Linked DNA regions of Homo sapiens: region 1 is linked to region 2. A link is an interaction called in ENCODE POLR2A ChIA-PET data of the cell type or tissue named here. Cell type or tissue: Caco-2. All regions are shown on one strand. Each heading gives the region's core, and the rest is flanking DNA. Links, peaks and the distances in the headings are about the cores only.

Region 1 (4,396 bases), core at 83-4,082, 200 kb after region 2:
ATCCAGGTCTTAATTATTTAAGAGAATTTCATGTTCAACATATTATCAGTTTAATTGACCATATCAAATTTAAAAGAATTATTTAGTGCTCAGGAATGTTTCATTTATTAAGTCAGATAATTGTTTAATAAAATTAAATATGAATTAAATTTATAAGTGCAGTATAAAAGGTTCTAAAATATTTGATTTTGTTTATAAATAGGACCAAGTTTTAATCAAAGTTCTCTGTAGGCAGGATTCAGTGGCTCATACCTATAATCCCAGCACTTTGGGATGCCGAGGTGGGTGGAACACTTGAAGTCAGGAGTTCAAGACCAGCCTTGGCAAAATGGTGAAACCCCATCTCTACTAAAAATGCAAAAATTAGCCTGGCATAGTGGTGCATGCCTGAAATCCCAGCTACTCAGGAGGCTGAGGCAGGAGAATCACTTGAATCCCAGAGGTGGAGTTTGCAGCAAGCTGAGATCATGCCACTGCACTTCAGCCTGCCCAACAGAGCGAGACTCTGTCTCAAAACAAAAGAAAAGAAACAAACAAAAACAGAAAACAAAGTTCTCTGTAAGGTGATTACCAAATTCACCCAACTTAAAAAAACAGAATTTGTAAGGTGGACTTAAAAACCTAAGGAAGTATTAGATTGTGAGATTTGTATCTTAATATACTGAATACTAATATAACCATTTAAATTAAATATTCTTTTCCTGCAAACAAATCCACCTGTGAGGATAATCCAAAACTCACATTTCACATAGGTCATCGTGAAAATTGAAAGTGATAATCACCATGAAAGTACTCTGAAAAGTCAAGCATGCTCTGTGAGTATAAGGAATAAGGGAGACAGTGATTGGCTCTGCAGCACCTATTCAGCTCCTCTGGCTGCTCATGGCTCTCCCGTGCCCTTGGAAATGCTCAGTTAGGAAAAGGCCTGTTGATGTGTCTGGATGTGATGACTAGGATCTCAATGGCCATCTAGGGAGAGGATTCAACCTGCACCATATAAGGGAAACAGCAGAGGTAGAGAAGGAAGCTGAAGTGCCTACCACATCATGACTGGGGCTACCCTATCTCTGGACTTCCTATGGAAAAGAATACATTTCTTGATGGTTTATATGGATCCAAATTGTGTTTTTCTATTATTTGCAGACAAAATAATCTCACAGACATAAGAAGTTATTAAAATCCATAAAACAGTGCTTTCTGACCATTTAAACTAGTAAGTGGCAGAGCTGGGTTTGATTCCACTTAATAGCCACATGTCTTTGGGCAAGTTGTTTGACCTCTAAGTGAAACAGCCTCATTGTCTGGAGTCACACCCGAGGTTCATTTTCTCATGGCCACGGAGAACAATAATGAGGACACATAAAGATTGAGGTTGAGAGCGGAAGTTTAATATGCAAAAGAAAGAGAAGAGTTCTCTGCTGCAGAGAGGGGTCTCAGAAAAATGGGTTGCCGGATCCGCGGTGAAATGCAGGAGGTTTTATAGATGAGCTGGTGGGGAGGCGGCGTCTGATCTACATAGGCAAGAAAGGGCAAGAAAGACTGGTTAGACCAGTTGTGCTATTTGCATAGGGCACGAATCTCTGGTATCCCCCATCCTAACCTTTTTTTATTATCCAGGCGCGTCTCTGCCTGAGGTGCACCATGTTGCCCATTTCTTTATTACTGTACACGTGATAACAAAAAAAGAGAAGATGGAGCCTCCATGTTGGACATGGCCGCCCCCAGGTAGTCCTTTTCCTTTTCTATTGGCACAGCTGCCGTCATTCCCCTGTGACAGCTTCCATCTTGTGTATCTATGTATCTATGTTTGCAACTCAATTTTTCAGGCTTCTCTTTGTTATGAAAAGAAATGATTTTGAGGGCTGCTTTTTGTTAGAGGGGAAGCTCTGCTGAGGACTCTTGGGCTCTCACTATCTGCCTAAATAATTTCTTTCTACCTCCTGTATCATCAGCTTCACTTTCTTGCAGTGTTGTTGCAAATGCAGAGCTATATAGGTAAAGCAGGTAGTTTAGTGTCAATTTCTTTAACTGTAAAATGAGGATATTATTAGTATCTAGCAAATACCAAATGCTAGATACCGAATGGTATCTAAAACCTCATTGTTATGAGGATGAAATGAAGATCTATGTAAAGCCCTTAGAACAGTGTCTGATACACAGATATTTTTGTCATTGTTATTTTCAGAATACCAGAGTGGACTACAAAGACCCTGAGGGAGTGTGTCCTAACAGTTGGGCCTAATGGTGAAATTTTACAGCCTTGCCTTGCACAGTCCCTCTCACAGCCACACTATCTCCTATCTCCACTCCAGGTCTGCAGTAGGGAATTTAGGGAATTTAGAGAATTTATGGGTCTTTGGAATAGCAGTAGTTTTGGAAATATTGCCCCAAGGGATTCTGGAGATTTAAACCAGAGAAGATGGAGTTCTAAAAGTAGTTAATATTTGTCACTCATTCCTTCTAGCAACATTTATTGACACGGGGGTTACAGAGATGAACCTGACCCTCATAAACTCAAACTCCAGTGGAAGCAGAGAGACCTGTCCCTAAAAAAATTTACACCAGGTGCTGTGATGAAACTATGCTGAGTGCATAGATGGCCACAAGGGAGAAGGATGCTTCTCTTCCTGGGGGAGTCAGGAAATGACTTACAGGTGAGGCGATGCTTGGGAATGTTGAGTAGAAGCTTGAAAGATTGACTGAGATGGGGAGGAGGGGCGGGGAAGCGCTTCCAGGGAGGCGGCAGGGAGTTAAGGCGGTGCCTTTCCACTCTGGCTGCACATCCAGAATCACCTGAGGAACTTCAAAACATACTCCTGCTTGGGCCTCACCCCTGAGCAGAGTAATTGGAACCTTTAAGGGTGGGCCCAGGCATTGTCTGTTTTTAAGACTTCTCACATGCCTCTAATTTGCAGTCAAGGGTAGAACCATGGATCGAAGAGTAGGATTGGAAAAAAGTGGGTGGTGTGGCAAGGTTGGAGAGCTTAAAGAGAGAGTCTGGTTTGAATTGGGAAGACTGGCAGGAGTCATATCATGGACGATGATAAAACTTACTGTTTTGCAAGTAGCTTTGTTCCTAATTAAAAACGAAAACAAAAACTAACCCGAACACCATGGGCCTCGAGGGGACTGCTTTCATAGAGATGGTAGCATCAGCACTTAATCTTTATCTGCTGAATAAATGAGTCCACCAAAAGCCCAGTCTTTACAAGTGAAACGGCTTTTCAGGAGTTTCCTTAGAATCCTTACCAGTTTCTCTTTTCTTCCAGTCTTCCAATCAAAAGTCTGGCTAGCTTGGCAGTGATAGTGATCATGAACCAGTATTCAGAATTTTGCTTGTTCTAGAAAGGCACTTCCTCATCAACCCCTAACCTTGGATGAGGCTAGCTGCTCCCAATCTAATTTCAGCAGTTCAGATTTCAAGCAAAGTATCTACACAACTAATAATCTCATTCTATTAACATTCCCCTAATCTTCTATGTCTAGTGTGTAATTTGAGGAAGCAGTTGGGCCCTGAAAGCTCTTGGCAGACCTCTTGTCTGATAAATATTTTAGTACTTTCAGTAGCCTTTTAAAATTGGCAGTTCTTGCTCTAAAGATTCATTCAAGTACATGTGATAATTTGAAATTAACATGCTGCCAGATTTTGCGTTTATACAAGTAACTTTGATAGTCAGTACCAACAAAGGGATTTTGTCAGCCATGAATGGATAAACACAGCTGTTTTCTTTACTCATGAGAAGGATAGAAAACTAAAATTATAGGGTAGCCTATGGGCCTATGATTTAAATTCTTACACTGACTCTTCCAAAGTCTAAATAAATTAATGATGTTTATTGGGTTTAAAAAAGTGCATTGCAGTCCATGGTGTAAAAATCAAAGGTTTTAGAGTAAAATTGTTTTCATTATTTTCTAAAATAGTCAAAGGAGTGCCTAAAGCTGTTTAATTTACTTGAAATCCCTTATTGGGTAAAGAGAAAAACCCATAACTCTCTTTAATTCACAGAATCTTAAGGCATTCCCTTTTTTTTTTTCCCGCCAACTACTCAATCATACAAAAAGAAGAGTATCTTCAAAATATGATCTGTAAAATCTCTCCCAATTTAAATATCAAATAGAAGATAAATTTGTGTAATTAGAAATAACCTCTGGAGAGGAGTAAGTCTAAAAGAAGGGTGAAATATATAGGTAAATAAACATTCTTTTTAGAATGTTAATCACATAGTAAGTTATTTTCTAGTTTTAGCTTGGTAAGAAATTAGCTTGTTCAGTAAGATATGAACAACTAATCCCTATTAATCTTCATTTGTTCATTCATCTATTGAAGGTCTACTTGCTTTTGGGAATGATGAGACACATGATTAAATTACAGTCCTATCTCGGGTCACCTTACAAG
Region 2 (4,396 bases), core at 247-4,246:
ACAACAGTTCTCTGGCAGTATCTTGTCCAAGGTCACAGAAAACAGAAGTGTCTGATAGAACAGATACACATGAATAACATTTGACAAGATAATGATACTTTGCGTTGCCTGGCACTGTCCTCCTTAAAGCCCGCCATGCAGATCTGTCCCTGACTCCTTGGCAAGCACCACTCTGTTCTGATAACTGGGCCTAGAGTTGCAGAGGGCCTTTGTTTCACCAATTCTCTGACTTAACCTTTTCTTTTTTTGTAAGAGGGGCGGTAAGGAAGAGAGGCCAATCCCACTTGGCAGGCATAGCCAAATTCTAAGCAACCAGCTTTTGTTTGTTTTAATTCTGTGCACACCAGAAAAATAGCTTCGATAAATGGGTCAAGTACAGATACCTCTATCCCTTGGCCAAGCCAAGGGATGTTTCAGACCTGCAGAAGGAGGGCCTCTCTTCAGGGTGCCTGACAAACGTGGTGCCATAACAAAATCCCCCCAGGAGATCTGGTCTTGAAGTCATCATGAAAAGATAAATAGGATAGAGGGAAAAAACGGAAGATTCTAATCACGCAATTTATTTTGTGGGGTACCAGAATTATCCCAATTTTTAAATATTTTAAAATGTTTGGTGAATGTACATAATGCCTCCGAATGGTACACTTCACTGTGGTTAAAATGGCAAATCTTATGTCTATTTTATCACAATTTTAAAATACCCCCACTGGGCGTGGTGGCTCCTGCCTGTAATCCCAGAACTTTGGGAGGCCATGCCATGAGGATCGCTTGAGCCCAGGAGTCCAAGATTGGCCTGGGCAACAGAGACCCTATCTCTACAAAAATATATATTTTTTTAATTAGGCAGGCTTGGTGGCATGCACCTGTGGTCCCAGCTACTCATGAGGCTGAGGTGAGAGCATTGCTTGAGCCCAGGAGGTCGAGGCTACAGTGAGCCGTGATCGTGCCACTGCACTCCAGCCTGGGAGACAGAGGGAGACTCTGTCTCAAACAAACAAAAAACAACAAACACAAAACAAAACAAAAAAAACTAAAAAAACAAAAACTCAGAAATAGGCAGCAGCAGCTAAAGATAAGCAGAACAACCATGTTCATGTTCATATTCATGTAAGAATGTATTTTGTTAATTGACTCCCTGAATTCAAAATACAGTGCATCCATGGCAAAAAAAAAAAAAAAAAAAAAAGTTTGGAAAATAACCTGTTTACTCACTGGAAATTTGAGGTTCAGATATTGCATGTGGGGTAGTTGTAATCATCTTTCTCTATTAGAGAGTTGAAGAAGAAAGAGTCTATCTAATTTTAAATAGTTATTTAGTTATTAATTATTTTGTGATGTCATTATGCTAATTGTGACAGCTGCTTTTGGCCTCACAGGGCTGGAAAACACCTTCCTAGTTCACCTGAAACTGACTAAATGTGGGTAACAAAAGGCAGACCGAAAACAAGCATTTGGAGTAGCCAGGAGCCTCAAGCTATCTTTTGAACAGTGTAACTATACATTCTTTGGGTGCCTGGAGTTACTGTTTTCCCTGATAAATGCAAAGCAGAGCAAAGACTTTAGTTCTTGTTTTAAACCTTCAACCCCAACCGTCGACAGTACCTTTTTTTTTTTGGCTTGATAATAAAATAATGAAACTGCAGTGAGTGAGGTTTCCTCCAAGCCAAGACAGCTGACAGAATGCTTGTTCCCGCAGCACTTGAAGTAAAATGATACGAGCTCTTCTCAGACAATGAAGCCCTTGTGTGAAACAGCTGTCTCAGGGAGATGGCTCAGTGCTATTTGACAGTGGCTTGTATGTTACATAGATACGTCTGGTATTATCTAACCGGGGATGAAACGACCAGATGGAGCTGAATGCCTCCAACTAGGAATGCAGTCTACCACTGTGGGGAAAGAACATAGGCTCAGGTTTCAATGGCCCTAAGATGAAATACCGGTGATTGTACTTCTAAATCTGTCTTTGCCTTCTGAATTGTAGACAACAAATACGTGGAATTTTCAGGCTTTATCTGAAACAAACTGATAAACCTAGAGCATGTGCCGGAGGCAGATTAATTCTTCCACTTTAATTTTGCCTGGTAATAGCATCCAAGCTAGTGAAACTTGGCCTTCAGTCCCCTAGAAGGCTTGGGACCCTTGGCAGCGAATGCGGGGCTGGTAATGACACCTGAAATGGGGTTTGCCTGGTTTCAGGTTTGGTTACGGAAACTGTGCACAGTCATTGTGATGGTCTATCGGTGCCATCACCCAGGGTTTATCCGCCTGGGATTGCCTCTGCTGTGTCTCTGCGGCCTGTGAAACAGTGGGTGGCAGACAAAGCTGTATCTGTGAGTTCTGCAATTCATCTGCCTCCAGCCCGTGTGTGTTTCTAAGTGGGGAGCAATGGCTGCATTCTAGCCTAGCTCCTTTCTGTTTTATTCTCATCTAACTCTTGCAATGAACCCTCAAAAGGTCCCTCCCACTCCACCACACACACAGACACACATACTTGCATGTCTCTTTTTGTAAGCTCCAGACAACCTGAAATTAGTGACCGCAGAGGAAGTGGCAGTAATGAAAAGGAAATCGGCTGTAATGTGCCATATGTTTAACCTTGAGAATGCTCCATTCATGCCGCTTTGCACAGCGCTGGTGCCAGAAGGCCATTAGACACCATCCTTTTGTGGATGTGCTTCTTGAGGGTGGTGTCTCCCAGCTCAGGAGGGCACGAAAGCATGAAGAGGTGAAGTGATGTGGTTAATTGGGGGCAGAACTGGGCCTGGAAACAGATCTGTTCCTAGGCCAGTGGTGTTTCTGTCATTCCAGAGATGGCAAAGAGAGGGACTGGCTCACGGAGCAAGACCTCCTATCATTTTCTCCAATAACTGTTTCTGTGAAATATAAATGCAATGGACTGGTGGGGCGCAGTGGCTCATGCCTATAATCCCAGCACTTTGGGAGGCCGAGGCAGGCAGATCACGAGGTCAGGAGTTGGAGACCAGCCTGGCCAACATGGTTGAAACTCCGTCTCTACTAAAAATACAAAAATTAGCTGGGCTTGGTGGTGCATGCATGTAATCCCAGCTACTCGGGAGGCTGAGGAAGGAGAACTGCTTGAACCCAGGAGGTGGAGGTTGCAGTGAGCCGAGATCACGCCACTGCACTCCAGCCTGGGTGACAGAGCAAAACTCCATGTCGAAAATAAATTAAAAAATAAATGCAATAAATGCAATGGACTTCAAATAAAATATACAGTTTTTTTCATTTAGATTACCTAGGGAAATAGAAACTAATTTCATTTCATCCAACTTTCAAAGGCTCAAAACTGTCTTTATCTATATGATGTATATGATGCTACCATTTCGTGGCTGATATAAGTCAAGATATTGATCCAAAGAATGACCATCTTCTACGAGTAAGGCTCCTGGAGGGGTTGGAACTGGGAAAAAAAAATTAAAATTAGCTGAGTTTTTGAAAAACTTGCTCTTTAAAAACAAAATAATGTTGTTGATTTTTTTTTTTTTCCCCCAGAACACTGTGGAAACTCTGGTGTTAGTCTATGGGAAAACTTCTACTAGAGAATCCATTCTTTATTCATTAGCCACCAAGTTTCAGCTAAAAACAAAACAAAACAAAAAAAGCACTGTTGTGCAATGCAGATCAGCAACTGCCAGTCAGGAATGAAACAGATCCACGTTTTCTATGGAGACGTTTTGTTGATGGCAGCTCCGGATCACAAGTGTGTCTGAGAAGCAGCTGCTGGGCAGTAGGTTGGGGAAATTTTTGCCGCAAGGACACACTCGTAAATGAGAATGTCTCCACATGGATAATCCCAATGCCATGAAATCACACAGACTCAGAATGACAAATCCACATGACTTTCATTTATTTATTTATTGAGACAGGGTCTCACAATGTTACCCAGTCTGGTCTTGAACTCCTAGGTTCAAGCGATCTGCCTGCCTCAGCCACTCAAAGTGCTGGGATTATAGGCAAGAGCCACTGTGCCTACCTGACTCGATATTTTTGAAATAAATTTTGTGTATATTTGAGGTTTATATGCTATTGAATACAGATAGAAAGTAAGTTGGTGACTATTATGAAGCAAATTAACATATCTGTCATCTCACATAGTTACTTTTTTTGTGAAAGAGCAGCTAAAGTCTACTTATTCCACAAGACGCCCTAATACAAGATAATTTTACTTAGCATAAGGTCCTCCAGTCCATCTATGTTGTGGCAAATGGCAGGAGCTCCTTCTTTTTTAGGGCTGAATAATATTCACTATATATATGTGGTATATATATACCACAATTTCTTTCTTTCTTTTTTTTTTAATTGAAACAAGGTCTCACTTTGTCACCAAGGCTGGAGTGCAGTGGTGTGATGATAGCTTACTGCAGACTTAACTGCC

Evidence for each region. Peaks named below come from ENCODE experiments on the same cell type or tissue, not always from the same donor. Only the 100,000 strongest peaks of a DNase experiment are listed, where the experiment ranks them.
Region 1: POLR2A ChIA-PET joins it to region 2 with 14 read pairs; 1 of 35 experiments calls an interaction of 5 or more read pairs at or near these places.

What each region holds. Positions count from the first base shown.
Region 1 is chr18:3,327,955-3,332,350 of GRCh38, reverse strand. No RefSeq gene overlaps it. Among named protein-coding and RNA genes, the nearest start is that of LINC01895, 20 kb to the left of the region's middle. In Caco-2, for the core only: no CTCF peak of the experiment used is centred there; DNase peaks (open chromatin) are centred at 1,560, 2,270 and 2,660.
Region 2 is chr18:3,524,201-3,528,596 of GRCh38, reverse strand. All of the region lies in intron 10 of DLGAP1 (DLG associated protein 1), which reads left to right. Among named protein-coding and RNA genes, the nearest start is that of GAPLINC, 60 kb to the right of the region's middle. RefSeq lists a silencer at 1,632-1,926 and an enhancer at 1,690-2,434. In Caco-2, for the core only: no CTCF peak of the experiment used is centred there; a DNase peak (open chromatin) is centred at 1,776.